2 separate regions of the Homo sapiens genome follow, and region 2 is linked to region 1. A link is a contact called in ENCODE Hi-C or POLR2A ChIA-PET data. All regions are on one chromosome and are shown on one strand. Each heading gives the region's core, a stretch centred on a gene start or an enhancer-like site at or near the end of the contact. The rest is flanking DNA. Distances are from core to core; before and after follow the strand shown. Region 1 holds the start of RFESD (Rieske Fe-S domain containing). Region 2 overlaps LOC101929710 (a long non-coding RNA gene).

Region 1 (3,592 bases), core at 753-3,252:
TGTGTGCACTTGGGAAGTGGAGAAGGGTAGTTTATTCTGACCTCCATTATAGCTTTCCAAACATCACATGACTAACCATATGAATACTTTTGGTAGAGATAAAAGAAAGTTTCTCTTCTTTCATCCTACTTGTGTGTATATGCATGTATAACTACTGAGGTCTTCAGTTTATTCAATATCAAATTTAAGGTCGATGGATCTAAGATGTGTCCTTTTTTAATGCCCAGAATATGACAAAGCAAAAAAGGATTTCTAAAATGGCAAACCTTATTTAATCCTTCGATGACAAGCTGGGGACTACTAACACCTTCCATGTGCCAATAAAATCATTTGGGATGACTAACAGATAATGGAAATTACAATAAATCAAAATATATTTTATATCTTTGATAACTGATACATCAAAACTAGATAGTTAATTTGTGTTTGGGTCAGTGAAAAAAATGGCCAAAAGGGAAATGACCCAATAAAATATTATTGATCACCATAAAACTGTATTGAAGAGAAAAAAAACAGAAGAAACTAGCACTGGAAACAAATTATTCTGAGCTATTCAACTTCTTACATGTTGAGGCTCATTTAAAAAATGGCATTTATATAGCACACTGAGGTAAATGGACAAAGTTCCTGGGTTTCGGCTGCCCCAGTTCATTGGGCCACCCTAGAGCCTGAGATCACTATGTCACCATACTAAATACAAGTTGTAGTGTTCAACCTTGGGTTCACACTGGAATCACTCAGGAAGTTAAAAACATACATTGAATCTGCCCACTCCCTTCCCACCCCAAATAATCTGTGTTTTATTTTGTTGGTCTGGCATACAGACTGGGCATTACGACTTTTCAAAACTCCCAAGCGACTCTAAGGCATAGCCAGGGTTAAGAATCACTGCACTGGAAAGTAGTCAAGGAAATTAAAAACTTAGGCTCATCTAGTTTCCCAGCTCGGAACACAAATATGAGGGTTTTGGTGGTTTTCTTTGTTGTTGTTGTTGTCAATTCAGGGAAGTACAATGAGAAAAAAGCAAAATTGCAAAGTTCATAATATGAAAGTGAAAACTCTCCATCTCCTCCCAAAGCAACCACTATTGTTTCTTTTGATTTTTCGAGAAAAAGTTTATGTACATACCTGCATGTTTGTATTTCAAAAAATAATTGTTTACATTAAAGAGAGGACACCATATATAGTATTCTACGCTTTGCCTTTAATATTCATTACATGATGGGCCTGTCCTTTGAGTATACAGTACACAGCTACGAAGTAATTCACATGTCTGTACTGTTGTGCTGTGTTTTATTGAACCATTCCTCCGTGTTATCACTTCAGCTATTTTCACTACTTCACAGCAATAAACATTTTTTTTTTTTTTGAGATGGAGTTTCGCTCGTGTTGTCCAGGCTGGAGTGCAACGGCGCGATCTCGGCTCACCGCAACCTCTGCCTCCTGGATTCAAAGCGATTCTCCTGCCTCAGCCTCCTGAGTACCTGCGATTACAGGCCTGGGCCACCACGCCCGGCTAATTTTGTATTTTTAGTAGAGATGGGGTTTCTCCATGTTGGTCAGGCTGGTCTCAAACTCCCGACCTCAGGTGATTCGCCCGCCTCGGCCTCCCAAAGTACTGGGATTACAGGCGTGAACCACCGCGCCCGGCCTTAACATCCTTATACATGGGTTACCAGCATCGCGACGACCTTCTGCAAATATTTTTATAGGGTAAATAACTGAATGAAGTCGCTGGGCGCATCTAAAATTTGAATAAATGTAATGAGATCAACAAACAACTAAAAAGTAAACTGATGCTATCCACATTTGTCAAGTACACGAGTATGCCTGCCAGTTTGAAGGTGCTGGCGCGGCGCTGTTGGCCAGAGATCTCTATCAACCAGGGTCATCTGCCGGCAATGCCATAGAGGCGGTCCCGGGGGCGGGCCTTCTTGGGTCACGTGGACGGCCTCGCCCCGCCCCCGTCGAGGCGCCGCGCACGTCTGGAGCTCTGGCTCGTGCAGTAGCGTCACGCGGAGGCGGAGCGAGGACTCGGGGACAGTAAGTTCTGTTCTCGCCGCGCAGGGGGCGGGCTGGCGGGACCAGCTGCTTCCGGCTGGGCTGCGGGCGTGGACTCCTCATTCCGGCTGTGGCCGCGCCGCTGCGGGGCCTGAGGCCCTCTTGGGTTTTGGTTCAGCGTTAGTTAACGGTTAACCCGCCAAGGCGGGCTTCCGCCCAGGCACAGGAGACTCACCGAGCTTGTTCACCTTGAAACTTGGGCCACACCTGAGACCTGCCACCTAAGGGGGGTACGCGGGTCGTTTTTAACAAGCTTTCATGGCATTTGTGCCATGAAAGCTCTAAAGTATAGAAGCTGCTCCAGGGCTTCCGCAGCCCCGGCCGTCCTGGAGATACTCGCCTCCTGGAGTCTGTGTCGAGAATTTGCAGCACCTGGACAGCCACGTGCAGTCTCAGAACTGCAGGCGGTCTTTACCGAAATGTTAAACACAACTTGAAGTTAGGCAGGATAACTGCCAGAGCTGGATGGACCTTAGAGGTGCCAGCTAACGCGCTGTGAGCGTTTTCTGCGGTTAGGCCTGCTCTAAACATTTGACATGTGTTAAAGCATTTATGTGCTTTACCCACACCCCTATGTGGCGGGCCCTTCTTAAAGTAAAAGAAACTGCAGCACAGCGAAGTTAAGCAACTTGCCCCAAATCACGCAGAACTGGGATGCAAACCCAGGTCTAGCTCACTCGTGATCACAATTCAACATCATACGATGGTGCTGATTTCCAGAGCAGCTCTGTGACTTTATATAAAATTATTGGGCAAGCGTTCAATTGTAAACATTCGTGAACATAGCTGTTGCACATTAGCGTTCCTTTTTTTTTTTAATTCAGGACCATCTTTGGTGACAAATATAAATATCAATACTATATATATCACCAATATACATATTTGCTTTGCTAAAAGGTTTCTGTGTCTTCAGGATAGTTTACTTGCAAGCCTCATGTTTTTATAAAAACGTGGGTGCTACCTGAATAAAACTAATGCCTACCCGTTGGCGGTTTTGTGAAGACTAATGAACTATTATATTCAAAGGGTCCAAGCAGTAGGCATTTACTAAAGGACAGCTAGTTTTATCTGTTATTATTCTGCCATTCAGAGAGATACCAAAACTACTCTCTAAGGCATTTCTCTTCCCTGCATGTAAAAGCAAGGGTGTCATACTTGAGATAAGCATTCTGATAATGTGTAGGCAAAGTTTCCACACTTGGTAAAAGCATCTTAGTCATGGTTCAAGACGAGTGACAAGTAAGTACGTTTCACTTCATGTTTCTTTTATCTCCCGTGTCTTGTGGAAATTTGAGTTACACTAAATATTTTTTTAAATTCCACTTGAATTTATTTCCTTTGTTGGAAAGGAATCTAATAGTGACCGAGTATCCATTTAGCTAATTTGTAATTTTATATGGAGTTAGCACCTTTAGAAACCAATTTTAGGGACAGGCCAAAAATTTTTCTCGAAGAGAACATGAAACACAACGACTAAGTTTTTCAGGGGGATGTTTTCAACTAGCCGTCAAACTGTATGAGTTGTTTAATT
Region 2 (3,592 bases), core at 741-3,240, 420 kb after region 1:
GAGGTTTAAGTGTCACTTGCAAGCCAGTACTTTGGAGACTGAAAAGTTGTAGTATACCCTTTTAGTGTGAATCTTGCTGACAGGGTCAGCCTGAACAATAGGGCTTTGATAGACAGCCTGTATCCCTTTTGCTATGACAGGGTTTGATCTCTTATCTCTTATGATTTCTGACTCTCTTTTCCCCATTGTCTCTGTACTGTTCCATTCATTCCCACTGCTTGCTATTTGATAATGATTTCTCTAACAACCTTTTTTTTTTTTCTTTTTTAATACCTCTGCACTTTCTGCCTATTTCTTTCCATTTTTAAGTCCTTTCTCTAGCTTGTTTTGAGCCAGTTTCAGGGCAAATTCTTGCCTGTCTTCCTCTCATCTGTTTCTCAGCTAGATCAGGTTTCATATCTCTTACTACTTCAGCCCATATAAGTTTTCCCTTTCCTGTTGTAGTTACCGTCTGACTTTCAATGTGGCACTTAATTATATAATTTCTGATCTTATTTGTTTTTTTAAATTTTTAAAAATTAAAATTTTTTTAGAGACAAGATCTAACTCTATTGCCTAGGCTGGAGTACAGTGGTGTGATCATACCTTACTGCAAGCTTGAACTCCTGGGCTCAAGCAATTCTCCCCCCTCAGTCTCCCTAGTAGCTAGGACTACAGGCATGCACCACCATGCCTGGCAAGTTAACAAAATTTTTTTTTTTGTAGAGATGGGGTCTTAGTATGTTGCCCAGGCTGGTCCCAAACTCCTGGCTTCAGTTGATCCTCCAGCCTCAGCCTCCCAAAGTGCTGGAATTACAGGTGTTAAGTCACTGCACCCAGCCCTGTTATTTCTTAAGTGATTCATATTTATGCCTTATTTCTCCAGTTTTCTTGGAGGGAAAGCATCACCTTCATTTTCTATCTACTTTAGGGGATAACACAGTGCTTTACATATAGTAAGCAATAAAACTACATCTGTGGGATAAACAAATTTATATTCAGGTTCCTATAATGTCAGGTACTCAATCCTTTGTTTAAAGTTAATGCCATGTAAAAATAGGTAATAGGGGTATTATATTTGAATTTCAAGCAATCTTGTGCTTAAGGTTATATTCTGTATTTTCTTTTTATTTTCCTTTTACAATTTAATCTGACAGTGGGGCCAATTTTATAGGTGTAGGAAATCCTTTGTCAAATATAGTCTTCCAGTAAATACATGTTTTAAATAATGCAATGTGGATATGGCTCATTATAGTCTCTAAATAATTACCAGGGCCCTTCAGTAAGGGAAATACTTTTCTGATGGATCATTAGGAATACATTTGTGGCAGACTTTTAAACCATTACTAATCATAGAGATGGTCTTAATTGCTTTCGAAGTGAAGAATTCTTTGAAATGTGAAGAATCACTTGCTAAACTTTCTGATTTGCTAGACTAGGTTTTCCTAAATTGGCCTAGTTTAAAATGGGCATACCTGTGCTTAAAAAGATCCAGAGACCTTCCACCTATCTGCAAATACAAAATTAGCAGTAATAACTGACAATCAGCCTCCTTTCCCTCTGTCAGTTATAGGGACTATTTAAGGCTATATCTTTTTCATGCTCTTGAAGTAATGTGAGGTTTAGATTTGACTCCCTTTAATCTGAAACACTGACTTAGCTCCAAACCACTTAACAGCCTGCCATTTTGCACTGGGAGGGGAAAAACAGCAATGTAATTTACTGTCCACATTTTATAGTTTTCCCTTAAAAAAAAAAAAAACTTGCTTACACAGTTCCTGTATTTGCACAGACTAGAGAGTGAAATGGCTTTTAAATGCAGCCCTGGCTGGGCAATGCCAGGAACCCACAGCAGCTGACAGGCCACTCTAGCTGGGGAAAGGCAGTCAGAGGTAAAGAGCATCTCTGGGAATAAAGGTGTCAGGGAGAGAGTGTGAGGGAAGATGTAGGCGGCACAGGTGGGAAGGACAGAGGGTCATGGCTGGCCTACGCTTCATAACTTACGTGCACATCTAGACACATCTTGATAACGATCCTGTCATCATTTTAGTCAGGCAGAAGCATTTCCTGGGCCCTGACTCATTGCTTGGGAATTTCTTCACCATTACCCTGTCTGAACCCTGGTCTCTTAGAGATCTAGCCAAAAGAACCTCTGGCCTTATATATTATCTCTATTACTGAATGAACAGTGTCTGTCTTGGGTCTTGTCTAGGAAAACGGAATAAGAAGCAGGATTCTTGAAGTCTCACCTTGAGAATCATGCTCCACCCCGCTAGAACTTTACCCTGACTCCTGGTCCCTGTGCCCTACTGCCTCACATTTTTCAACTTCTCCTGCTCCATATTCCCTTCCAGCTCCATCCATTCATGGAGCAGTTACTAAACATCTGATATGGGAACCCACCCACTGGACTAGTAAGGAACCCTGTATTAGTCAGGGTTCTTCAGAGAAACAGAACCAATAGGATTATGTGTGTGTGTGTGTGTGTGTGTGTGTGTGTGTGTATAATATGTGTATGTATGCACATGCCCAGTTAATTTTTAATTGTTCATGTATATATAATTAAACATATATGTATATTAATTTACATATTTATATACATATGCATAGTAAATGTGTATGTAAATACATATATGCATATATTTAACTTAAATATATACACATGTGTGTATATGTATAAAATATATTTTATATATACACACACACATATGTATATATATACACACACCTGTCTTCCTGTGTGTATATATACATATATACATACACCAATGTATACATTTTTACATATGGCTCTTGGTTTACATGTATACATACATGAAGACAAAATCGACAGGATGTATGCGTGTATGTATGTGTATATACGGATGTATATATGTATATATGTGCATGTGTATAACCAGATGTATATGTGTGTATGTGTGTGTATGTGTATATACAGATGTGTATATATATGTATACACATACACACACATCCTGTTGATTCCGTCTTCATGTATGTATACATGTAAACCAAGAGCTGTATGTATATATGTATACATTGGTGTATGTATATATGTATACATACACATGGGAAGACAGGTGTGTATATATACATATATATGTGTGTATGTATATAAAATATGTTTATATTACACATATATACACAAATATATGTGTATTTTAAGAATTTAAGATTTATTTTAAGAAACTGGCTTATGTGATTGTGGAGACTGGAAAGCATGTGTGTATGTATGTGTGTGTGTGTGTGTGTGTGTGTGTCTATGTGTGTGTGTGTGTGTGTGTGTCTATGTGTGTGTGTATGTGCATACATGCACATGCCCCAATAGTGTGTGTGTATCTATCTATCCATCTATCTTTTTTTAATTAAAAAATTTTAAGAGACAGGGTCTTGCTCTGTCACCCAGGCTGGAGTGCAGTGGTGCAATCGTAGCTCACGGTAGCCTTCACTCCTGGGCTCAAGTGGTCCTTCCATCTCAGCCTTCAGAATAACTAGCCCTACAGGTGTGTGCCACTACATCTGGGTAATTAAACTTTTTTTTTTTTTTTTTTTTTTTTTGTAGAGAGGGAGGTCTTGCTGTGTTGCCTAGGCTGGTCTTGAACTCCAGGCCTAAAG

The links. A loop is a pair of places that touch in the nucleus more often than their neighbours do. ChIA-PET counts read pairs that join two places held with the same protein, here RNA polymerase II (POLR2A). Pooled maps may share reads with other maps.
Region 2: a pooled map shows a loop between it and region 1 (2.3-fold over the local background). The contact joins the enhancer-like site here to the promoter of RFESD in region 1. A Hi-C loop is called at or near these places in 4 of 50 pooled maps. POLR2A ChIA-PET finds 5 or more read pairs at or near these places in 2 of 52 experiments (WTC11 and naive thymus-derived CD4-positive, alpha-beta T cell).

The regions. Positions count from the first base shown.
Region 1 is chr5:95,644,775-95,648,366 of GRCh38, forward strand. It overlaps RFESD (Rieske Fe-S domain containing), which reads left to right and starts at 2,003. Exons shown (of 6, transcript NM_001131066.2): 1 at 2,003-2,043.
Region 2 is chr5:96,066,146-96,069,737 of GRCh38, forward strand. The region is part of intron 1 of LOC101929710 (a long non-coding RNA gene); the gene reads left to right. The region is part of intron 1 of LOC105379096 (a long non-coding RNA gene); the gene reads right to left. It also overlaps a transcript of CAST not described here. Among named protein-coding and RNA genes, the nearest start is that of MIR583, 11 kb to the right of the region's middle. RefSeq lists an enhancer at 1-213. Within about 2 kb of position 1,991, at least 6 of the 41 ENCODE cell types and tissues checked have a DNase peak (open chromatin) inside an H3K27ac peak, as active enhancers do.